Regions from separate parts of the Homo sapiens genome. Here regions 2 and 3 are each linked to region 1. A link is a loop called in an ENCODE intact Hi-C map of the cell type or tissue named here. Cell type or tissue: PC-3. All regions are shown on one strand. Region 1 has its middle 14 kb from the start of LAMB1. Region 2 overlaps LAMB4 (laminin subunit beta 4). Region 3 overlaps LAMB4 (laminin subunit beta 4).

Region 1 (5,000 bases):
CCCTGAATTGGACTTTTAACCTACAGAACTATGAGATAAATTTATGTCATTTAAAGCCACTAAGTGTGTGGATATTTGTTACAGCAACAAGAGGAAACAAAAACACCCTCCATTTGTTTCCCCCCTACCTTCAATTGGGTGGGAATATGGAGAGCCGGCTATCCCCATGCACATGAAGATAATACTGTGAAACAAGGTGGAAGAAACAGGTCCCTGGTTGACTGTACAAGTAAGGGTCCTACCAGGAAACACGGGACACACCTGGGGCAGTTCCATAAGGGAGCTATTTACAAAGATATGGGTAGGGTGGATGAAAGCCATAAAAGATAATACAGCATCCCAGAGCCAGCACCAGGCAGGGGACATCCCCACCCTTGGTTTGAGGGGTAAAGCGAGAGGGTGACAACTGAACATTGAAGGCAGACTGTGTAGGAGGGCCTCTTTTTTGTTTTTGTTTTTGAGACGGAGTCTTGCTCTGTTGCCCAGGCTGGAGTGCAGTGGCGCGATCTCAGCTCACTGCAACCTCCGCCTCTTAGGTTCAAGGATACAGGCACGTGCCACCATGCCCAGCTAATTTTTTGTATTTTTAGTAGAGACAGGGTTTCACCTTGTTAGCCAGGATGGTCTTGATCTCCCGACCTCATGATCCACCCACCTCGGCCTCCCAAAGTGCTGGGACTACAGGCATGAGACACCGCGCCTGGCCAGGAGGGCCTCTTAACAGGAGCTGTGATCTTTGGACAAGGGATACAACCAGCCACGACAACCCTGCAGAGGACATTGGGGCATGGATGCCCTGATGGCACGCTCCTCCATGTCCAGTCTCTTACTGGTGGCTCCCATTGGCTAAACCAAGGGCCTGGGGTGATGTTCCCATGTAGATCAGCCTCCACAGGCACAGAGAAGGGGGCAAATAGATGTGGGGAGGCACAATGCCCTTGTGGATTAAAACTGTGTGTGTCTGACTCCTTTGGACTAACAACCAGCTTAAACTTGCACATAAAGAAAAGCACACATCTCCTTAGGTGCCTGTGACTTTGGCCTCTGTTACAGCAGCTGAACCAGCATCCTCATTAGTCTCTTTGCGGGTACCCCAACTCCTTGCCAAACTGCTAAAATTGTCCTCTATGCCCTGCTGCATGGGCACAGTGGACCAAGGATCAGGTGATAAATGCGAAGAGCATGGTTTGTCCCCTGCATGACCTTAGGCGATTCACAGCCTGCCTGAATTTCATGTCCTCATTTCCTTTAGCTGTAAAATGCTAATAAATATACCTGGTCTCCCTCCTAGGGTTACAGAGCTAATTCGAATGAAAGAGCTTTGAGAAGAGTGAGATATTACAGGAATCCTTCAAGACCTCACTATTATTACACTGTGTAAGTTACACCTGCATTCTCCTTCTGAACCATTGCTCCTATGGTCCTGCCTACTTTAAAATTGTCATCTCTCTCCCAAACCTAACCTTTTCCTATAGCCCTAGGGCTCCTTTTCTAGCCTCACTCAAAGCCCTTTTTCTGGAGTTCCTGTATTGTCACTTGGCTGATATGCCTTTTCTAACCAGACATCAAGTTTTATGAGGACTCACAGCATGCATTTGCACACGTTTAAGTCCTTTAGAGAATGTAGCACAGTGTGGAGCACTCTAAATAAATACTTATTCACTTTAAGTATTAGTTCCATAAATTGACTCCAATTTTATGAGAAGACAGTCCCCTGTTTTGTTCTTTCACCTTTCCTGCCCTCCACCCTGTTTCTTCTCTCCCCTTGGAAGAGAGCCAGAAAAAAAGCAATTTATTTTTTCTTCTTGCAACATGAAACAGCCTAGGTAGGATGTCTCTTAACACCTGCTCATCCATCAGCACCTAGCTTTTCTCTTCTGAAGAACTTGAACCTACATATAATCTTTATCTTTACTCATTACATGTTAAAAGTGGCCACTCTAGAAGGCTTCCCCCTCCCTAACAACCTGCCTCTGATTCAGCCTGCCAGCTGAACGAGCTTTCAGTGATACAAAGTAAGCTTGCCACAACATGTATTACACATATTTAATCAGAATGTACAGAGTTTTTGAGCAGAGATACAGTGTTTTCTTCATATTCATAAACTCTGTGACTAACAGTTAAGTGTCTAAGATTCATAGCAGTATCTGACATAGTTCCACACACAACCACAGTTCACTTTGATGGCAAACACCAAAACTAGGAGGCAGGAGGTTGGCTGCACTTTATCTCACATTCACTAGGTGGCAACAGATTAAGTGTGCTATATTTCAAAGCTCTCTCCAGTCATCCCAACATGGCACCAAGAACTAAAATCTAATCTTTAGTACTGTTATTTCCTTACAGTGAAGACTTTGAAATATTTAGTCAATAAAACATTCATAGTGAAAAAAACCTTAAAATCTACTAGCTGAAGATATTACCTCTGATGAGGAAAGATATAAAATGACTGTCAGAAAACTACTAACACAGCTAGGTTAATTTTTAGAGACACTAGATGCAGGTATCAGCTCTCACATATGATTTTTCTCACTGATGTTGCCTGTCATTCAGGAAAGAGGTTTAAGAAATTCCAAAATAGGTTGGGCTCAGTGGTTCATGCCTGTGGTCCTAGCACTTTGGGAGGCCGCAGCAGGCGGATCACTTGAGGCCAGGAGTTTGAGACCAACCTGGCCGATATGGTGAAACGCCATCTCTACTAAAAATAGAAAAATTAGCCAGGTGTGATGGAACATGCCTGTAGTCCCAGCTACTTGGGAAGCTGAGGCACAGGAATCATTTGAACCTGGGAGACAGAGGTTGCAGTAAGCTGAGATCGCAGCACTCCACTCCAGCCTGAGCAACAGAGCGAGACTCCATCTCAAAAAAAAAAAAAAAAAAAAAAAAAATTCCAAAATGCAAGAGATTTGAAAAATTCCCTCGTCCTACCCCCTCATTTTCTGAAGAATACTAAGGCTAACCTAGCCAGGGCCACTCTGTTAGTTGGAAGAAATGGCAAGGCAGGTGTGATGGGAAATGTGCCCTGCGACTATACTCAGTTTGTTGCACCCTCTTCCAAGACAACTTCTCTTTTAACTGGTCTTAGGCTGTATTAAATGGACCATCAAATAGTGAATCATTTTCTTAAAATGAATAACTGATTTCTTTACATAAATGACCTAAGCTGTAAGTCAAATATTTGAGACATGTGAAACATTTCACAGGAAGTAATTCTGCTTGAAAGAAAACAAAAGACAAAGCGAACCAAATAGAAATACTTCATCTTTGAAATGTTATTGAACAAAACTGTATAATCTGGGGGGACTAGCATGTTTCTTGAGATTAGCCAACTAAGCAAATATACAGTTGTAGCTATTAAACACATTCAATAGGATTGTTTTAAGAGTCTTAAGTAAAAAAAAAAAAAAAAAAAAAAGTCTTCAAAACTTCCCATGCTGTTTTTAAAAATAGGACTACATATAGAAATAACAAAGTAGGCTAAATTTTAGGTGTTAAGCTTGATGTTACCAAATGTATTTATTCAAAACAATTTATTTGATTATATAGGAAAACAAAAAATAACCTATTAGAATAACTACTTGGTTGGAAACACTAGTTGTATATGATATACAACTAATTTCTAGGAATTTGTCATAACCCAAACAGAAATCCAGATTACTACCTCTGTTAAAGTGAATATCCAATTTAAGTCAAAATTTTCTCTTGAATCTTAGTTTATTGAGCCAATTAAAGGTAGCACCTCACTGCGAACTTTCTAGAAAGGATTAGAAATGAAAGTTAAATAGAGCCTGAATATTTAACAACCAAACCACTGTTTGAGAATTCCTAAGATTCGTACCATGGGAAGAAGCTCAAAGCTTGGGAAAGCTGTATAAACATTCCATATCTAAAGATAAACACTGGGATCTTTATGACATTCAGGTTTAGCTTTGTGTTAGACACACTGCATTGTGACTCATCTAGGGAAGGCAAAATATGAATGGAAAAGATTAAGTATTCAGGATCAAGAGAACAATTACTTTTACTTGGAAACAAGAAATCTAACATTTTTTTACAGATCAGTGTAAAGAAGCCAACCTATTTAGATATGACTGATAGGATGTCTTAAATGAGAATTTTTCCTTTTTAAAATCTCAGTTCTAGGCCGGGCGCAGTGGCTCACATCTGTAATCCTGACACTTTGGGAGCCCAAGACTAGCAGATTGCTTGAGGTCAGGAGTTCGAGACCAGCCTGGCCAACATAGGGAAAACCTGTCTCTACAAAAATACAACAATTAGCCAGGTGTGGTGGCTCACGCCAGTGGTCCCAGCTACTCTGGAGGCTGAGGTAAGAGGATCAGTTCAGCCAGGGAGGCAAAGGTTGTAGTGAGCTGAGATCACACCACTGCACTCCAGCCTTAGTGACAGAACAAGACCCTGTCTCAAAAAAGAAAAAAAAAAAAAACAACAACCAGTTCTAGTCTTCAATCCTTCAGACTGCCATCATACATTCTATACAGCAATCATACATTCCTATACAGCAATCATACATTCCTATACGGCAATCATACATTGTATACAGCAAATAAATAGAAATGTCTATACTAAATTTTCTCCTTAAACTCAATTTTCTTTTAACCCACTTTGGGGAGATGAATAATATGTAGACAATTTGAAAGATTTAAACATTTGTGTAAACATTTCTCTGTAAGGAAAAAAAAACAACTTTCTCAACTCAACACAGCTAAACATATTTTGATTGGAACATATGAGCACAGGAAGTGGCTAACAAAAATTAATCGTGGCTACTGTAACATTGCATCCAAACCCAAACAGACCATAACACTTCCTACTCAACTCAAACGAACTCTAGTTTCTAGAAAGTACCTGCATATTTTACAGAATATCAGCAAGCTTGATTTATTTTTCCCAGTTTTAGCTGGCCAGAAGACACTCTTTTCTTGGGGATGTGAACATTGCCCGACATAAAGGATCACTACTGAAAATACATCCACAAGAAA
Region 2 (5,000 bases), 50 kb before region 1:
GCCCTCCCCTAGTTGTGACATCCAAAAATGTCTCCAAACTTTGTCAAATGTCACCTAAGGGACAAAATCATCCTTCAGTTGAGAAGCATGGCTATAGAGTGACAGCTACAATGACAGCCGAGGCTTCCTGAATGTTAGGCAAATGCTTTTTCCATTAGGACAGAGCTATGAGTTCAGGGTACCCACCATGTCATGAAATATATGGAATAGGGGGAAATAAAAAACTAGTAAGGGGGACCGGGCATGGTGGGTCACACCTGTAATCCCAGCACTTTGGGAGGCTGAGGCAGGTGGATTGCTTGAGGTCAGGAGTTCGAGACCAGCCTGGCCAAAATGGTGAAACACCATCTTTACTAAAAATTAGCCAGGTGTGATGGCACGTGACTGTAATCCCAGCTACTCGGGAGGCTGAGGCATGAAAATCACTTGAACTGGGAAGGCGGAGGTTGCAGTGAGCCAAGATCACACTACTGCACTCCAGCCTGGGCCATAGAATGAGATTCAGTCTCAGAAAAACAAACAAACAAACAAACAAACAAAACACTAGTAAGGGGTATGGTGGCAGACACCTGTAGCCCTAGCTACTTGGGATGCTGAGGCAGGAGGATTGCTTAAGCCCAGGAATTCAAGGCTACAGTGAGCTATGATCACACCACTCCAGCCTGAGTAACAGAGTGAGACCTTGTCTCTAAAAAATAAAGTAGTAGGTATAATTCAGCACCAATGTAGAACATCAGGAATTGAAGTATTAAGAATGCCAATAGTATTAATTACATTAGAATAATTATTTAAAACCAATTTTAAGTCTGTTAACTTGTTAAGTAATGTTTATTGAGCACCCTATGTACCAGCACTATTCTAACTACTTCGCAGAACTTATTTCCTTTTATCCATACAACAATCCCACAAGGCAGATTCTATATTATTCCTATTTAACAGATGAGGGAGTTGAGTATTAAAGAGGTCTTAAATGAGAGAGAGGTGAACTATAGCTACTAACAAGGTGAGGTGCTTCTCTGCCTCTTCATTCATTTCTACCTCCCTTCCATTGTTCCTTGCAGCCTGCAAGTGTCACCCCCAGGGCTCAGTCGGATCCAGCTGCAGCCGACTTGGAGGCCAGTGCCAGTGTAAACCTCTTGTGGTCGGGCGCTGCTGTGACAGGTGCTCAACTGGAAGCTATGATTTGGGGCATCACGGCTGTCACCGTACGTAGCAAAACACACAAGGGGAAACACTTGCTCACAGTCTTGACATTTTGACAGCAGGCAAAGTCATGGAGGGGGGTTTTAATGGGAAGGAGATTGGAAACCTGACTACATTATTCAGACTATCTATGTACATAAAATATACTGAACATTTTTTTGCTACACTTCATTCATCCATTCATCAATGGGCCCTGACTGTAGGCAGAGCTGCATTAGGAACCGAGAGTAATGAACAAGGCATAGTCCATGCCTCTGGAAGTTTGCAGTCTGTGTCAAATGGTTGGTAGTTCAGTTAAAACGTGGAACACCATGAAGGGAGCTGGCAAAGCCAGCTTGAGGATCTAGCTCACAAACCCAGTGGCTGGAAAGGCTAAAACAATGATAAGATTGGGGAGTCAAGAAAGGGACAATGCTGTCACCACAGACAAGACTTCTCCCAATGAGGATATCACCCTTTCTGATGCGAGGTTTGCAAACAGCCTTGTAACTCATTTTATAAGTCACCCATTGATAAAGGTTTAGATGGGGCTTCATCCACAGCTGATAATACAGCTCTCATGGCTAATATGTTCAGGTATATAGTTCTCTCTTCACAGTGTAAATCATTAGTGAAAATACTGTTCCCTCAGATTCCTACCTTAGGAACCATGAAAACCTACAGGTAGGTTAATTTCCTTTCCAAGTAGGGAAACATATCTTTTCAATCATAATCCAGAGAAATGGTTCCCCTTCCTGGGCATTGCTTGGGCATGGCCACCTACCCAGCCCATCATTGGATCCATCATTGCTTTCTTTTCTTTTCTTTTTTTTAAGAAAAGTTACAAAATGCCTGAGATACACAGAGGGATCTAGACAAAGGAACAAACATTTCTTCCATGCGCCACCCTATCACATAAACTGGCATCACATTTTGGCACAGGGAAGATTGGCTCAAGGGATTCAACAATTTATCAGAAAAGGATTGGGCCTCTTCCATCTTGTCTAGGAAAAAGAAAACTCTGACCATGTTAAGATGGGCTCTTATATGGTTTATAATCTAGAGATTATATTAATACTATACCATTATTTTAGTATAGTATTTATATATACTATATTAATACTAAAATATTAATACTAGAGGTTATATTAATATACCTAAGATATATGGAAGTTTAAGTCGTTAAAAACATGTTACTTGTTTTTAACAACAAACGTTAATTAAACCCAATTGTTCGCAACATACTGTTTATCCAGTGACTCAGTGAATTGTTATTTAACGTTTACCTGGAACTCATTATATGCTGTGTCCTAAGCACGTTACAGGCTTGCTTAGTTCACTGGGATTGGGAAAGGAAATGAGACACCAGAACTGTAACTCTTTCACCACCACACACCACTCATCCCCGCTCCAGCATACTTCTCTTTGCTTCATCCAGCATGTCACTGCCATCCTCAAGGATCAAAGGACACTGTATGTGACCAAGTAACAGGACAGTGCCCCTGCCATGGAGAGGTGTCTGGCCGCCGCTGTGATCGCTGCCTGGCAGGCTACTTTGGATTTCCCAGCTGCCACCCTTGCCCTTGTAATAGGTTTGCTGAACTTTGTGATCCTGAGACAGGGTCATGCTTCAATTGTGGAGGCTTTACAACTGGCAGAAACTGTGAAAGGTATGGAATTCATATGCACTTTAATTTTTAGGTCTTTAACACTTTGTTCCAATCTCCTAATAGAGATCCATTGAGTAGAGACTCAACAATATTTAAGTGTGGGAGGGAGGACTGTTATAGGTCGGGGAGAGCATTGCTTTCTCACCCTTCAAAATCATCTTACGAGCCAGAAAATGCAGGATTAAATCAATAACACACATTTGCCTGGCATGTTACTTTCTATGTTCCTCAAATGTGACATGTAAATCGAGTGCTATTACATAGAGTTTAATTGACCATACGTTGAGACTTTTGATATAAAAACCAAAAGTCGTTTTGCAGAGCAAATGAACATCTTCTAAAATATTCAGTTTTCAGAGGTGCACTGTTTTAAAGCATAGCAAACCGTCATTGGCTAACATGTGATCTTTTCCTGGAAACATTTTGGTGAAAGGAAATTGTCTTGACAGGTGTATTGATGGTTACTATGGAAATCCTTCTTCAGGACAGCCCTGTCGTCCTTGCCTGTGTCCAGATGATCCCTCAAGCAATCAGTATTTTGCCCATTCCTGTTATCAGAATCTGTGGAGCTCAGATGTAATCTGCAATTGTCTTCAAGGTTATACGGGTATGCAGTATAGTGCTTGATGCAATTTTTTCTCTTTATCCCACACTGTAATCTGTAAAATGATCATATATTCATGACTTATCTGTCTTGGACAAATGTGTGGTGCAGAAATGGTAAGAAGACACAATGTGATAAATAGCTGCTTTATTGAACAAAGAATTTGAATGATTCACAAACCAATGACAATTAAAACTCATCAGCCACTGAGCTATGATTGTTTGCAAATAATGTTCTAGAAAACTAATTGACCAAATGAGACCAAATCAAGTTAATTTATTTAAAATAAAATTATCACGTTAAGTAAGATATAAATGTGATAAAGTAGCATATATATTATATATAACAAGCAACTAAAAAATAAATGGAATTAGTCAAATGCTTTCTTTACATAATTTCAAATATTCAATTTGATATTTCACAGACATTACTAATTTTTTTCAGGTAGCTTGAAGCAATATTTGGGCATTCTACAGCCATCACATAAGTCTTAATTCAAAACATGTATCTCTTGCTCAATTGAAAATTTTATTTTAAAGACTTTAAGAGGGCTAGGCACAGTGGCTCACACCTGTAATCCCAGTACTTTGGAAGGCCGGGAAGTGGGTGAGGGAGGATTACTTGAGGCCAGGAATCCAAGACCAGCCTGGGCCGCAAAGCAAGACCCTGTCTCCACAGAGAAATTTTAAAAATTAGCTAGGCATGATGGATTGCACCTGTAGCCCTAGGTACTGGGGAGGCTGAGGCAAGAGGATCGCTTGAGCCCAGGAGTTCATGGCTACAGTGAGCTCTGATTATGCCACTACACTCCAGCCTGGGGCCTATGCAACAGAGCAAGACCCTGTCTCTAAATTAAAAAAAAAAAAAAAAAGGTATTTACACATGAAACATGAGTGTGAATGTTTACTGAAAATAAGAAGATAACTTATGAAGTCTATTTGATTTAATGATATGTAGAACTTATGGCAATACTAATGATAATTACCATCACGATAAATTACATGCCTGATTTTCCCCTCATTTGTTACATCTAAGGTTAACAGTTAATTCTCACCTCTTCCCTTGCAGCCTCTTTCCCAATGCATGGTTTGGTATGTTTGGTCAGTTTTTAAGAACTGAGACCATGTTTGGGCTAAGTGAACATTTCCAAGTGGGATGAACCAAAATGTGGAGAGTGGAGCCACAGTTTGGGCACCTAAAAAGCCGCAGTCATCTCATGGTTGCAAGGGTAAAGAGTGTTAGAGAGAAAGGTGGTTCCTTCAGACTGCTTAACAGAAACACCCTCAAGGGCTCATATGTCATGAAAACTGCTCTTGCTCATCTTCACTTCTAGAAGTGACAGCTATTGCTGTTTGGGACTTTCTCTTCAGGCCTGCTTTATTTTCACCTTAGTTCACCTCTAGGATCAACTGAGAGTGGGTTGCCCCAGGAGACCAGGGGCTGAGATTAGTCTTGGGTCCTGGGGCACGCTAGTGTGATGCTGATTATATAAGGATCTAGAAATCCTGTGCCCACAGCTCCATGGTATTTGAAGAAAGCCTGGA
Region 3 (5,000 bases), 79 kb before region 1:
ACATTATGTGTTTCTGCAAGATTGATGTCATCTTAGGCAATTTTCAAGTGGTGGTTTGTTTATTTATTTATTTATTTATTTGTGAGACGGAGTCTCGCTCTGTCACCCAGGCTGGAGTGCAGTGGCTGGGACTACAGGCGCCTGCCACCACGCCCGGCTAATTTTTTGTATTTTTAGTAGAGACGGGGTTTCACCGTGTTAGCCAAGATGGTCTCTGTCTCCTGACCTCGTGATCCGCCCGTCTCGGCCTCCCAAAGTGCTGGGATTACAGGCGTGAGCCGCCATGCCCGGCCTCTTTTTATTTTTTAAATTATGTTTCCCCTTTCTTCTCACACCCCTTCTAATATTGGTCCATATGTTCTCTGATAAAAGAAAAAATAATTAAAGAGCTCAGGGAAGCGGGGGAGCGGAAATAGAAAAACACCTCAGCAGTTTTCTAAGGCCAAATGAGCAGACCCTTAGCTATAGGATCACAGAAATTTAGAGCTGCTCCGGGCCTCCGTAGAGCTACAGATTCCTCAGAAACCCTGGGTAAATAATTTCCATTTGGTCACAGCCTCCTGCTCCATATTTTTGCCCATATAAGGAACTGTGGATTATTTGCATGTTTAGAAAACATTGGTCTGAATCTTTCTGTAATAAAACGCTCTTCTTAAGTTTGATGGCAAAATTAAATGTCATGATAATGAATTATATAGTCAAACCAATTTCCCATCATACCTTTCAGCATTCCACATGTTTCTCTGACTCTCTGACTAAAATGATGTCCTCCAAGAACAGGCTGAACATTATTTTGGTGTGTGGGGGTGTATACCAGCTTTAAATTTTTTTTTTTTTTTTTTTTTTTTTTTTTTTTTGAGAGAGACAGAGTCTTGTTTTGTCATCAAGGCTGGCTTACAGTGGCACAATCATAGCTCACTGCAGCCTTAAACTCCTGGACTCAAGCAATTTTCTCACCTCAGCATTCAAGTAGCTAGAACTACAAGCATGTGCCACCACAGCCATCTAATTTTTTTTTTTTTTTTTTTTGAGAGACGGAGTCTCACTGTGTTTCCTAGGCTGGTCTTCAACTCCTGATCCCAAGCAACCCTTCCGCCTCACCTTCCCAAAGTGCTGGGATTCTAGACATAAGCCACTGTGCCCAGCCCATAACAGCTTTATTGAATATAATTTACATACCATACAATTCACCCTGTAAACAATTCAATAATTTTTAGTATATTGGAAGTTGTGTAATCATCACCACAATCATTTTCATCCCCCCACAAAAGAAACCCCTCTTCTGCATATATACCCAAAATAATTGAAAGCAGAGCTTTGAAGGGATATTTGTATTTCCATGTTCACAGCAACACTAGCCAAAAGGTGGAAGTAACCCAAGTATCCACTGATGGATGAGTGGGTAAACAAAATGTGGTATTTACATACAATGGAATCTTATTCTTCCTTAAAAAGGAAAAAAATTCTGACACATCCATCAACATGGATGATCCTTAAGAACATTATGCAAAGTAAAAGAAGGCAGTCACAAAAAGACAAAGACTATATAATTCCACTTATATGAGGTACCCAGAGTAGTCAAAATCAGACCGAAAGCAGCACGGTGGTTGCTAGGGATTAGAGGGGAGAAGGAGTGGGGAGTTATTATATAAAGGGCATAGAGTTTCAGTTTTGTAGGATGAAAAGCGTTCTGGAGTTTGTTTATGCAACGATGTTAATGTGCTTAACACAATTGAACTGCCTGCTTAAAATGGTTAAGATGGTACAATTAGTAATGTTTTCAAGTTTTATCCATATTGCAGATTACATCGGTCTTTATTTTTTATTGCTGAATAACATACTATTGTACAGAGGTGCCACTTTTATTTATCCATTCATTAGTCAATGGGACATTTGGGTTATTTCCATGAACGTTGGTATTTGCTGCAAGTGTATTCCTTGCTCTGGTAGCATGTCTTTTTAGCCTTTGCAACATATGCAGGGCTCAGAAATGTCTACGGGTAGAGGAGAAGAAGGAGGGGGGAATTAAGACAAAAAGTAACAAAGTACTAAAGGAGAGAAGAGAGAGTGGGATTCCAGATGCATCTGCCAGAGAAGGAGCGATCAGTAATAACCATGACTCCCAGAAACTCCTGCCTCTGAGTCACCAGCCTGGTCAGCATCACTTAGGGTTACTGTGCCAGTACTGCAGCATGTACAACTAGCTACACCTACTTGTCTCCTCCTCCTAATTGCCATCCAGTAAAACTACATGAGGCTCTGGAAGTGCCTGACACAGGATTTCCTCTGTGAGGTTATATGCAAAACAATAATCACGCAGCCAGGCACACAATAAACCTGGCAGGGCAGGCTTCTCTGTGTTCTTGCGGTTATGCTTCTTGCTTTGTGTGAGCTATTAAGTACACTTGCAAGAGTGGAGGAATTAAGAATGAGAATAATTGTGTATGCTGTGCTTTCAGCCTGCGACTGTAACCCCCTTGGGAGTCTGCCATTCTTGACCTGTGATGTGGATACAGGCCAATGCTTGTGCCTGTCATATGTCACCGGAGCACACTGCGAAGAATGCACTGTATGTATTTGCCTATAGTTTCCCTTTTCTATAGTGATACAGATTTCTATTGCCATTGCCTAGGTAAGACTTGGTTTTGCTAATCTCTTTCTTGTCCTATTGTGTTTTAATACTCCAGTGGTATGAGTATTTACACTACAGAAATCAGCAAACACTACCTATCAGCCTCCCCTCACCCCTGCATTGAGCTGCCTGTTAAACATTTACCAGCTCACCACTGGACTGGACTAAACCGACCCAGGCACAGATATTATTAGGTTTATCCACTCTTTTCCTGAAAATGCCAAGCAGTAGAATAGAAGCACATTTATCTGTCTATGTTTTGGGCCACCAGAACTTTCTTCTATCCCTTGTACACAATCCCCTTATCATCCCTACCACTCCCTTCCTAAAAATGTTTTGGATAAGGTCTTATAAAAAAACAAGCTTAGGTTTAATGTATTTTAGATTCCTGTGGGAAATAAACTCTTGGATTTTTCACAGACTCTACTAAACATACAATTTTAGATGTATCATCTAAAATTAGTAAAATAAAACATATTCACTCCATAAGAAATGCATGATGCAATTGGGGAGTTCAAACCCAACTCTTTTCTTTGTTCTCCAATCTTGGCAGCTCACCATGACATTTTAGAGAGAAAAAAAAAAAACCCACAAAATCTTAACCTAATAAAAGAACAGTGACCTCGATGTGTCTGAAGAAATGTAGCTGATGAATAAGAAACATATGCCTATGAGGACATGGTTTTGTGCTGATATTTTAAGTCATTTTACTGAAAACAGGATGGGGCAGAGGGGGTGGGGGAAAGAAGCAAGGAAGGAAATATGAAGAAGGGATTCTGGAAGACAAGTCAAAAAATCTGAAAATTGTACCTTAAAGAGAAAGGTCAGCCACGCCAACCTCCATGACCATAAGTGTGTAACACAAAAAAAGGAGCACAGTTGGTTACAGGATCAACAAATCCTGAAATTATGTGATCGACCAAATCATGTAATTCCAGACAAAGCTTAGGCTCAGGCTGACTTTTTTCACTGGCTGGTTAACTGCTACGTGTGCAGTACAGACTCACTTTTGCTTGCAGGGCAAGCAAGCAAAATAACTGAACAGGGACCCCCCCCATGGGGGAACTGTCCATCGTGGCTGAGCCCATGCACCCACTAGGTTCTCCACATCCACATCTCTCTGATGGTGCCCTGGATCTGCCCTGAGGTGGCCAGCATGGCAGCATTCCCTGTCCTAGAGGAAGTTTTCACAACCACATCCTGTGGGAAGCAGTTCCTATCACATCATTTTTTTTTCTTAAACTGAAGTTTTGGTTTGGGGAAAAACATCAAGTCCTTTGTCGCATTGTGTCCAAAGACATCAATGTTTAATATCTAAAAGACACCTTTTTGAGTAAAATCATGCATAAAATTATACCAAGATACAAAAAATATGGATGCTTAACAAGACCATTTCCAAAGAGAATTTCATACCTACTAAAATTTAAGTTTTATCGGAGCATGTTCAATTGAGATGTGTGGGAGGAGAATTTTTTTTAGCATTTTATACTAAATATTATAACACTTAGAAAATAGTTACTTGTATCTCACCAGCTGTTTATTTTGAACAACGGTCAAGATGTTGCAATGATGGAAAAAGTCTGGAACAATAGAGTTGACTCTCTCATATGGATTCATGTTATTATGCCAAAACAACTGATTGATAAACAAATGCCTATGCTAAAGTGTGGTATTCATGTAATATCTCAAAATTAGCTTGAAGGATTTCTCTGCCTCCAAGTATTTCAGTATTGTATGGGTAAAATTCCCAGGGGTTGTTGTGGTAAGGGAACCTATCAGTTTTTTTAAAAGCAGTTACACGGCCGAGCCTGGTGGCTCATGCCTGTAATCCCAGCACTTTGGGAGGCCGAGGCAGATGGATCACGAGGTCAGGAGTTCAAGACCAGCCTGGCTAACACGGTAAAACCCCGTCTCTACTAAAAATACAAAAATCAGCCGAGCGTGGTGGCAGGCGCCTGTAATCCCAGCTACTCGGGAGGCTGAGGCAGGAGAATTGCTTCCACCTGGGAGGCGGAGGTTGGCCAAGATCGTACCACTGCACTCCAGTGTGGGCAAAAGAACAAGACTCCGTCTGTGGGGTGGGAAAAATACAGGCAGTTACACATAGGCTGGTAGAAGAACTTCTATTCCGATAGGATTTATATAACCCAGATTGAGCATAACTGATGATGTGAGAGGAATTGTTAAGGCTCCCATTTCTTTTCCACTTGACACATTACATGGACAACCTTCCTGTCCCCTTCATTTTATAAAATTTTTTTGAGATGGAGTGTCACTCTGTCATCCAGGCTGGAGTACAGTGGCACGATCTCAGCTCACTCTGGCCTCCACCTCCCACGTTCAAACGATTCTCCTGCCTCAGCCTCCC

What was found. A loop is a pair of places that touch in the nucleus more often than their neighbours do. Peaks named below come from ENCODE experiments on the same cell type or tissue, not always from the same donor. Only the 100,000 strongest peaks of a DNase experiment are listed, where the experiment ranks them.
Region 2: it touches region 1 in a loop (2.2-fold over the local background); 4 of 110 quality-filtered maps call a loop at or near these places.
Region 3: it touches region 1 in a loop (5-fold over the local background); 25 of 110 quality-filtered maps call a loop at or near these places.

What each region holds. Positions count from the first base shown.
Region 1 is chr7:108,014,164-108,019,163 of GRCh38, reverse strand. It overlaps a transcript of LAMB4 not described here. Among named protein-coding and RNA genes, the nearest start is that of LAMB1, 14 kb to the right of the region's middle. In PC-3, a CTCF peak has its summit at 2,233 (motif pointing right); DNase peaks (open chromatin) are centred at 2,113 and 3,913; H3K4me3 peaks cover 610 bases; H3K27ac peaks cover 3,693 bases.
Region 2 is chr7:108,064,221-108,069,220 of GRCh38, reverse strand. It overlaps LAMB4 (laminin subunit beta 4), which reads left to right. Exons shown (of 34, transcript NM_007356.3): 19 at 1,062-1,205; 20 at 2,621-2,852; 21 at 3,302-3,459. Among named protein-coding and RNA genes, the nearest start is that of LAMB1, 64 kb to the right of the region's middle. RefSeq lists a silencer at 1,097-1,321. In PC-3, no CTCF peak of the experiment used is centred here; a DNase peak (open chromatin) is centred at 2,520.
Region 3 is chr7:108,092,797-108,097,796 of GRCh38, reverse strand. LAMB4 (laminin subunit beta 4) reads left to right here. Exons shown (of 34, transcript NM_007356.3): 12 at 2,460-2,569. Among named protein-coding and RNA genes, the nearest start is that of LAMB4, 35 kb to the left of the region's middle. In PC-3, no CTCF peak of the experiment used is centred here; a DNase peak (open chromatin) is centred at 2,206; H3K4me3 peaks cover 522 bases; H3K27ac peaks cover 314 bases.